Linked DNA regions of Homo sapiens: region 1 is linked to region 2. A link is an interaction called in ENCODE POLR2A ChIA-PET data of the cell type or tissue named here. Cell type or tissue: PC-9. All regions are shown on one strand.

The links. ChIA-PET counts read pairs that join two places held together with the same protein. Peaks named below come from ENCODE experiments on the same cell type or tissue, not always from the same donor. Only the 100,000 strongest peaks of a DNase experiment are listed, where the experiment ranks them.
Region 1: POLR2A ChIA-PET joins it to region 2 with 6 read pairs; 5 of 35 experiments call an interaction of 5 or more read pairs at or near these places.

The regions. Positions count from the first base shown.
Region 1 is chr3:10,204,747-10,209,746 of GRCh38, forward strand. IRAK2 (interleukin 1 receptor associated kinase 2) reads left to right here. Exons shown (of 13, transcript NM_001570.4): 4 at 4,843-4,946. Among named protein-coding and RNA genes, the nearest start is that of TATDN2, 41 kb to the right of the region's middle. In PC-9, no CTCF peak of the experiment used is centred here; DNase peaks (open chromatin) are centred at 1,085 and 2,585; H3K27ac peaks cover 3,504 bases.
Region 2 is chr3:10,092,466-10,097,465 of GRCh38, forward strand. FANCD2 (FA complementation group D2) reads left to right here. Exons shown (of 44, transcript NM_001018115.3): 39 at 820-858; 40 at 1,824-1,898; 41 at 2,735-2,809; 42 at 3,861-4,007. It also overlaps a transcript of FANCD2OS not described here. Among named protein-coding and RNA genes, the nearest start is that of FANCD2OS, 13 kb to the right of the region's middle. RefSeq lists an enhancer at 4,406-4,953. In PC-9, no CTCF peak of the experiment used is centred here; no DNase peak of the experiment used is centred here.

The sequences.
Region 1 (5,000 bases), 110 kb after region 2:
TCAAAAACAAAAACAAACAAAACAGAGCAAAAAAGAAAAGCAAGAAAAAGAAAGCTTCTGGAAGCATTTCCATAGGAAATGGTTTGTTTTTTAGCTAAGTCCTGGCACTTGATCTGACCTCTGATTAGCTGTGCCTCACTCTTGGAAACAAGATTATGTAGAAGCCCCAAGCCCCATCTATCACTATCACCCAACAAGTATCCCATCTTGTTCATCTACTCTCCTGCCCCATCTCCCTCCCCTCCCTTAGCCATTATTTTAAAACATTTTTATATGAAAAAATTACAAACATACAAAAGCCAAGAGCATAATGACCCTCCATGTCCCCATCAGCTGGCTTCAGTAATGATCCACCCATGGCCAACTTCTGATTAGTTTGTATGGAATCCAGGGAGATTTTCATATCCTTGATAGCTGGAGAATTCCTTCTCATTCTCCTCTCTCTGCCCTTGGACATACAGTGGGGGCCTTTAAAGATTATGGTTGTGAGTTTCTCCTACCACAGATAACTACCCTAGGCACGAGGAGCCAATCCGATTAGACCCCAGAGGAGGGGAGGGCTGGGTAGGGAGAGATGGAGAGTAATGGCTGGTGGGTCCTGTCTGATTTTCCAGACCAGAGTCCATTTCTTTTCCCCAAGACCACAGGGATAAATAAACCCAACTAATAGCCCTCATGTGTCGCAGGAGCAGGCCTCAGGGATTCCCCCAAACTGAGAGGCCTGGGGGAGCCTCCTGAGCAAACCCCAGGCATTAAGTCAGATAGGAAACTCATGACTTGTGTGAGGCAAGCTCTGACCTCAGATTTACTGGGCACAGAAGGACCCTGTGTGCAGAGACAGCCCTGCCCTGTGGCCAGGCCTGGCAGCAGGATGGAACTCAAGTTAGTCTGGAGCAGCGGTTCCCAGTGTGGGGCCCACACCTGCAGTGGTACACAGAACCTGGGTGTTAGCACAAATATAGATCATGTGTAGAAGAACTAGGGACTTCATGGATATTACTGTTTAACACAAGGCTGAATACATAACACTGGAATTAAAGTTGGTTGAAAGAAAACCGTCAGGTGACTCATAGTGAGGTGGCACAGACATGGCCAAAAACTTGGAGACCGGATGAACATAACTGCAGTCTGAGGGATGCGGGCCAAGGGTACTGAGCTGAGGCCAAGAGAAGGCAGGGCAAGGGTGGAAGTGGCCATCACAGAGCAGCCTTTCTGCAGGACGGGGGCCCTGTGCTGGCCAGCAGAGGCCTCCATTAGTCCAGGTCCTTGGTGAGAGGCAGATACCAAGACAGGATAGGATTTCATCAACAAGATAGGATTTCATTAGGACAAATACTTGCAAGAAAATGCAGAGGGAGCTGGGCAAGGCTGGGAGAGCCTTGGGACCATGGTGCGCCATTTCCGAGGAAGGCTGGGTGGGCACTTGCTGGCCTGCCTTCGGTCTAAGGCAGACTCTCCAGGGTGTCCGTTGGCCATCACAGTCCTATCTGCCTAGTGTACCCTCTGCACACAGTGCCTGGGGAACAGCCCCTGGGAAGCATGGTCCGGATGCAGATGCAGGGATTGATTGGAGCCAGCCACAGCCAGGCCCGCAGATAGCCAGGCTCCCAGCAGCTGGGGGTCTCCAGCTCGCATTCTCCTGGCTGCTAGATTCACACAGCAGCAGGGCAAAGATCCCAGGAATGAGGCTGAGGGCAGCCCCTTGACAGGCTCCAGACCTTGTCTCAGGTGATTTCATGTTATCAGCTATCTGTGTGGGTTAATTGTTTAGCCAGGCTGATTTTACTTTCAGTCTCGTGAAATAAAATTTTTTGTTTTTTGTTTTTTGAGACTGAGTCTCGCTCTGTTGCCCAGGTTGGAGTGCAGTGGTATGATCTTGGCTCACTGCAACCTCTGCCTCCCAGGTTTAAGCGATTCTTGTGCCTCAGCCTCCTGAGTAGCTGGGCCTACAGGCATGTGCCACCATGCCCGGCTAATTTTTGTATTTTTAGTAGAGACAGGGTTTCACCATGTTGACCAGACTGGTCTCGAACTCCTGACCTCAGGTGATCCACCTGCCTCAGCCTCCCAAAGCGCTGGGATTACAGGTGTGAGCCACTGTGCTGGCCAAAACAAATTTTTTTTTTTTGATACAGTCTCGCTCTGTCCCCCAGGCTGGAGTGCAGTGGCACAGCTCAGCTCACGGCAACCTTTGCCTCCCTGGTTCAAGCAATTCTCCTGCCTTAGCCTCCCAAGTAGCTGGGATTACAGGCACTCGCCATCATGCCAGGCTAATTTTTGTATTTTTGTAGAGATGGGGTTTTACCATGTTGGCCAGGCTGGTCTTAAACTCTTTTTGTTTGTTTTTTTGTTTGTTTGTTTTGAAGTGGAGTCTCACTCTGTCACCCAGGCTGGAGTGCAGTGGCACAATCTTGGCTCATGGTCTTAAACTCTTAACCTCAGGTGATCCACCTGCCTCGGCCTCCCAAAGTGCTGGGATTACAAGCCTGAGCCACTGTGCCCAGGCCAAAATAAATTTTTTAATAGCCAAAGTTCCAGATGAGTCATTCCTTTCCTGATGTTGTAAGCCACAAATACCTGAAGCAGGTAGATTTATCCAGTAATCTTGGGGTCAAGTCCAGTTTCCTTTGGAAGGGTCAGGTCCCCAGTTACTCAGAAGCTGTCCTTGCCATGGGGCTTCCTAGGTATTTCCAGATGATGATGTTTGAAGCCTCTGGCCTTTGGCCAAGGCCTGCTTCTGTGCGGACCAGCCACCATGGCTCACCTCACCCACGGTCTGTGCCTGCGCCCACCGAGGAGCCCCCCTACCAGATGGCCTCATTAGTCTTCAGATTAATCTTCACATGGGGCCTAGTGAAGAAATTTCACCCTCTTTAACCTCACGTTTAAGTGACCCTAAACTACTTGTCAAACATTCCGTCTTGTGAATCTTGTTCACTCACTAAGGGATTGGGGCATAGACATGGCCAAGCATGGTGGCTCACGCCTATAATCCCAGCACTTTGGGAGGCCGAGGCAAGTGGATCACTTGAGGTCAGGAGTTCAAAACCAGCCTGGCCAACATGGTGAAACCCCATCTCTAATAAAAATACAAAAATTAGCCGGCATCATGGCGCACGCCTATAGTCCCAGCTACTTCGTAGGCTGAGGCAGGAGAATCGCTTGAACCTGGGAGGGGGAGTTTGCAGTGAGCTGAGATTGTGCCACTGCACTCCAGCCTGGGTGACAGAGTGAGACTCTGTTTCCAAAAAAAAAAAAAAAAAAAGAACATAGACACTGGAACCACTGATGACTGTGTGCCCCATGTGAAGATTAATCTGAAGACTAATGAGGCCGTCTGGTAGGGGGGCTCCTCGGTGGGCGCAGGCACAGACTGTGGGTGAGGTGGGCCATGGTGGCTGGTCCGCACAGAAGCAGGCCTTGGCCAAAGGCCAAGGCCCTTGGAAAAGTGACTTAACTTCTCCATGCCTCATTTCACCATCTGCAAAGAGGCAATGAAAATGGTGCAGTGGTACCTTATTTCCTGATTGGCATGAGGATTAGATGAGTTAACGCACGGGAAGGATTTTTTTTGAGACAGGGTCTCATTCTGCCTCCTAGGCTAGAGTGCAGTGGTGTGATCATGGCTCAATATAGCCTTGACCTCCTGGGCACAAGTGATCCTCATCCTCCCAAGTAGAGGGGACCACAGGTGTACACCACCATACCTGGCTATTAAAAAAAAATCTTTTGTAGGACTGAGCGCAGTGGCTCATGCCTGTAATCCCAGCACTTTGGGAAGCCAAGGTGGGCAGATCACGAGTTCAGGAGATCGAGACCATCCTGGCTAACACAGTGAAACCCCATCTCTACTAAAAATACAAAAAATTAGCTGGGTGTGGTGGCGGGCGCCTGTAGTCCCAGCTACTCGGGAGGCTGAGGCAGGAGAATGGTGTGAACCCGGGAGGCGGAGCTTGCAGTGAGCCGAGATTGTGCCACTGCACTCCAGCCTGGGCAACAGAGGGAGACTCCATCTCAAAAAAAAAAAAGAAAAAAAATCTTTTGTAGAAACGGGATCTTGTCATGTTGCCCAAGCTGATCTCAAACTCCTGGGCTGAAGCAATCCTCCTGCCTCAGCCTCCCAAAGTGCTGGTATTACAGATGTGAAGTATTTAGAACAGTGCCTGGCATGATGTTTGCTAACTCATGTACCTAGATGTTAACTTACTCCAGCCCCGGGCCCTTCTACTGCCCCACCTCTGCATGGGCTGGTTCCACTGCCCCATATCTGCTTGTTGAAAACGTTTCTCCATATTTCAAGCCCAGGTCAGGTGCCACTTCCTCTGTGAACCCTCCTCATCTCCCAGCCTGTTATGGTCTCTCCTGCCTCTGACCTCGCTCTCCCGTGGGATGTATCCTCGGAGGATAGTTACTGCATCCCTGCCCTGGTGGAGGTTTCTGGAAGGCAGGCTTGGTAGCTAGTTCACCTCTGTGTCTTTTTCTGCTCTTTGAGTAGGAGGTGAGATAGTGCAGGGCCTAGAAGTCAAACAGATTTCCGTCTGAATTTCGGCTCTACCATCTACTGGCTGGGTGGTCCTGAGCACTGCGTCTACCTCCGGTGTCTCCGTGTCTCCACTTGCCAACTGGGATGATAAACAGGCCCCAGGTTGTAGGGGAGTCAGAGGCTTATCCTGAGGTGATGCTTGAGGAGTGTGTTGGTTGGCACATGGTGGGTGTCAGGAATTGGCAGCAACAAGTGTTTGGGGAGTGAACAGGAGACTGGCATAGTCTGAGGACTAGACCAGGATCCCTCCTGTCTTCCTCCCCGAGGCTGCATCCTGACCCATAGTCCCTCCTTTCCAGGGTCCTCTCCAGCCAGAGCCCACCAGCCGGCCTTTCTCCAGCCTCCTGAAGAAGATGCCCCTCATTCCTTGAGAAGCGACCTCCCCACTTCGTCTGATTCAAAGGTAAATCCACCCCTCGGCTGCAGCCCCCAAGCCATGTCTCCCAGCGTGTAGTTC
Region 2 (5,000 bases):
TTATGCCACAATACTATTTAATGACTCCTTCCATCTGTAATTCCCTCACTTTTTCACCTTGCCTTGGATCCTCTATGATCTGAGCGCACATTCCCTCTTCTAACCCTGAATGCCCTCGTTCTCCTTTAAACACACTGTGCTCTCACCCACTCCATCGTGGTTTTGCTCAGCTTGTTCCCCCAGCCTAGAATGTCCTTGTCTCTCCACCTCTTTCATGTCTTTTTTTTTTTTTTTTTTTTTTTTTTGAGGCAGGGTCTCACTCTGTTGTCCAGGCTGGAATGCAGTAGGGTGATCACAGCTCACTGCAGCCTCAACCTCCTAGACTCAAGAATCTTCCCACTGAAGCCTCTGGAGTAGCTGGGACTACAGGAACATGCCACCACACCCAGCTAATTTTTCTATTTTTTGTGGAAACAGGGTCTCATTCTGTTCCCCAGGCTGGCCTCGAACTCCTGGGCTCAAGTGATCCACCAGCCTCAGCCTCCCAAAATGCTGGGATATCAGGCATGAGCCAGCATGCCCAGCCTCATCCAGTCTTTCTTAAGTCTTCAGATCAAGGTTTTGGACCTCTAATAATGCCATCTTCTCAACACTCCCAGTTGGAATCAGTTTATTTCTCTTTGCTCGTCTCTTCCTTTTCTTGAACTTCAGTTGTGATAATTACTTTATTCTGCTTTGTAATATTAATTTAAATGTTGACATTCCTCCATTTTAGAATTCTCTGCAGCACCCAAAGCTGTGCTTTGCGCAGCGGGAAAGAGGCTGGAGTGCTCAAAGGAGCAGATCTCAGCCTTGGTTTCTTGTCTTTCACCTCTCCAGGTATTTGATAGTCATCCTGTTCTGCATGTATGTTTGAAGGTGAGAGATTTACTGGGCCCTGTTTCATATTTATTCTTCCTGTGGATCACTCTAGAGAGGACCTCAGCTGAGATAAATTGCTCAATTTCTTGCCCACAAGCCAGAGTTTCCAGAATCTATGCCAGTTTAGGGAAGGCAATGGATGCATTTTCCCACCCTAGTTGGATGATTGGAGAAGCCAGTTTTCCTATGAATTTGAAAACTTTTGGTAAGAATCTTAGTACTAGGAGGAATGGCTTCAGGGCAGTTGAGTTTAGGAGCAGTAGTTACCTTCCGTGCCATTCCTTACCAGGCAAAAGGGAGGAAGGAGGAGTAGATGATTTTTCTTTAAAGTCTATGGGTGGCCTTACAAATGTGGGATCTGATATCCTGATAATTGCCAAACTTCTCTTTTGTGGGAATAGCCTGTATTAGCCCTAGATTTGATGGGAAGTCCAGTCAGAATGTTATGGGGAGAATGCTACTTCGCCACTCCTCAAGTTTCCTTCCAAGTGGATGGTGCCCCATTCTTGTCATCTCCTGGTCACTCTCCCTTTTTACTCCACCCTTGCGCAATGTGGGAGATGGGCAAGTTGGAGAGAGGAGTCATTTATCTGATTGGGAAATTTAGAAATTGGTCATATGCTTTCTCAGCTTTACCCAGTTTTTCCCTCTTGGGAGTAAGTTATCCTCAGATAGAGCTCCCCTCTACTCTATGCTCTCACTCCTAAGCTGAGCAAGTTCCCTGTCCATCGACTGTATCTGTGGTAGGTAAGTCTGCCTAATTCTGGGGCTTAGTTAACAGGCCTATTTGATTTTTGTATTAAGTTACATTCTCCAAATAAACCTTTTGGACCCTTCCCAATTTGTTTTTTATATATATAAATAAGAAAATAAAACCCTTGGGCTGGATGAGACTATTCTGCCTCAGGGGCCTTTCAGTGAGATACCTCAGCTAGAGGTAACAGTGTGTCTCTCTTCTTCAGTATGGGCGTCTCTTTGTGGAAGCATTTCTGAAGCAATGTATGCCGCTCCTAGACTTCAGTTTTAGAAAACACCGGGTAAGAGCTAAGAGCAGAGAACAAAGATATGCACTGAAGAGTTGCTCAGAAGATATGTCCTTGGTGACTCCTGGGTGGGGCTGGGAGTGTTCTACCTGGGCTCCTCTGGTCCACTTCAGCTGTAGCCAGAGATCCCCAAATTGGACTGAATATTCCAAAGTAGGCTGAACTCCTCAGGCCCACTCTGGATCAAACCCACCTTTCTATTTCTTCTCCAGATCTGACAGTGGTCTTCCTTTTAGCTTGATTTTATTGTGCTACTGCACTCTCAGGTCCTCATGTATCAGTGTGTCATTTGCTTATTCCTTTATGCTTCTGTAGGTATACTCTCAGAAATGATTTTAAAAAAAAAAAAGCTCATTTGTGTCATAAAACCCTTTGCTGTGGTAATGAACAGTCTTGACAGTTTTTTAGCCAATGGCATCCAGGGCTAGAGTGATGAATTAAGGATAGAATCACATTATTTCCTATACATATTTAGCAAGTTGAACAAAATACTCACCATATTTGGTTGGTCCCTCACAGCCCTGAAAGAGAAAGGGAAGGTGGTATTTTATCCTAATGTTGCAGATGGGAAAACTGAGACATGGTAACCTATGTAAAACTAAAATGCAGGTCTTATAACTCTCAGATTGATACAAGGGACAGAAATGGGAGAGTTGAGAATAAGAGGTAGCTGCTATTCCTCCTATTTGAGAGGCAAATTAAGATGATTATCAGCATAGGCTGGAAACTGCAGAGTTTATCCTCTTTGGAGCTTTTGATTGCAAGGGTATCTTGAATCTAAAATGAAATCAGGACATTTCATAGAGCATTTATAAACTTATTGGTTATAGGAAGATGTTCTGAGCTTACTGGAAACCTTCCAGTTGGACACAAGGCTGCTTCATCACCTGTGTGGGCATTCCAAGGTAAGAAGGGGAGCAGGTTCTATCAGCAGCCTGCCTGTTGGCTTAATCTGCAGTTGCTATTGGGGGATCCATGGGCTACCATCCTTCTTCCTTTATATCTGGGACTGTGTCTGTCCAAAGGCAGTTTATTCAGAGCAAATCCTTAGTTGCTCCTTGAGATTGGGCAGTCCTCTAGAGGGGAATCTCCGCATCTGAAATTTGATTCAAACTCCAAAGCTCTTTTTCCTCTAGAAACTTCTTGGGTGACAGAAATAGAATGCTGGTATATGTTTACTTCTGCAAAGTCCTCTAGGTAACAGGACTGTGATGTAAGTGATGATCCTGCAGGAGACAGGAGGTGGCTCTAAAGCAGCCATCTGTAGAGGCTTTCATCTGTGCCACTTACTTTCAAGGAACTCATCTATGTCTTATGAGAACATCTTAGCATTAAAGGATTTTTCCACTTGAAGCCTTCTTATAGTTAATGAGGTATTGTCACGTTTTGTCTGAATGAACACAGAACCCTAGAGTTCTGCAGTCACTGGCAAACCAAATGATTCTTGAGTCCAGTTTCTGTTACTTACTTCCTCCTCTGGTTCTAAATTTATAAGGTCCTGAACAGTGATTTTTTTTTTTTTTTTTTTTTGAGACGGAGTCTCGCTTTGTAGCCCAGGCCGGAGTGCAGTGGCACAATCTCTGCTCACTGCAAGTTCCGCCTCCCGGCTGGACAGTGAATGTTTAAGGAATTCTCTTAGCTAAACAGGGCTACTCTATTGTTTAATATCAGTAAAATATATATTCAAGAATATTTTAGGTAAATTCATTGAAGATCGGCCAGTAAGAGGTTATGAAGAGGAACTAGAGGTGTTGGTGGTATGTCTTCTAGGCTTTGAATTCTTTAGCTGCCATTCTCTTTGGATTACTCTGCCAAACTATTCCTGTTTGATGGAACATACCGTTGGCCCATACTGGCAGGGCTTGTGTTCTTATTCAACATTCAAAGGTTTCTATAAGAAATGTGAAGGCATGATGATAAACTCACAAAAGATGGATGTTATTTATTTCCATTCAGATTCACCAGGACACGAGACTCACCCAACATGTGCCTCTGCTCAAAAAGACCCTGGAACTTTTAGTTTGCAGAGTCAAAGCTATGCTCACTCTCAACAATTGTAGAGAGGCTTTCTGGCTGGGCAATCTAAAAAACCGGGACTTGCAGGTAAGCCTTGGATCCTGCTAGTGATAATCCCCTACTCTTATTCTTTGTGACAGCATCAGATGGCATGTAAGGAAGGTCACCTAAGCCCTCGTCTCTCAGTAAGGCTACTTTTCTCTTAAGTCTGTGACTGTTTAACTCTTAAAGTTATGGTACATTACTCATGGGCCCTGGTCACAGGCTGCACCCCTCATCTTAGGCAGCAAGGCACCAAAACATGCCATTGATATAAACAATGCCTCAGACATAAAGGAGTCAGACCAGTACAAACCTCTCTCCACAGCTAGAGGAGCTCCTTTAAGCCCCACTGAGGGTAGATTCATAATAACATTTTTGTATAGGGACAAACATTTCTTTTGTTATTTTTTTTCCCCTAAGCCAATCTGTCTTATTCCAGAAATTACAAATTAATCTCTTATTGGGGGACCTGCCCCGATAATCACGTAGGTTCTTTTCTATTTTCCTAAGTGTCAGCTGGCTTGAGAAATAAAGGGACAGAGTACAAAAGAGAGAAATTTTAAAGCTGGGCGTCCGGGGGAGACATCACACGTTGATAGGATCCGTGATGCCCCACAAGCCACAAAAAACAGCAAGTTTTTATTAGGGATTTTCAAAAGGGGAGGGAGTGTGCGAATAGGTGTGGGTGACAGACATCAAGTACTTAACAGGGTAATAGAATATCACAAGGCAAGTGGAGGCAGGGTGAGATCACATGACCGCAGGACCGAGGCGAAATTGAAATTGCTAATGAAGTTTTGGGCACCACTGTCATTGATAACATCTTATCAGGAGACAGGGTTTTGAGATCAACAGGTCTGACCAAAATTTATTAGGCGGGAATTTCCTCTTCCTAATAAGCCTGGGAGCGCTATAGGAGACTGGAGTTTATTTCACCTCTGCAGTCTCGACCATAAGAGACAGGTACACCCGGGGGGGCCCAGTTCAGAGACCTACCCCTAGGTGTGCATTCTCTTTCTCAGGGACGTTCCATGCTGA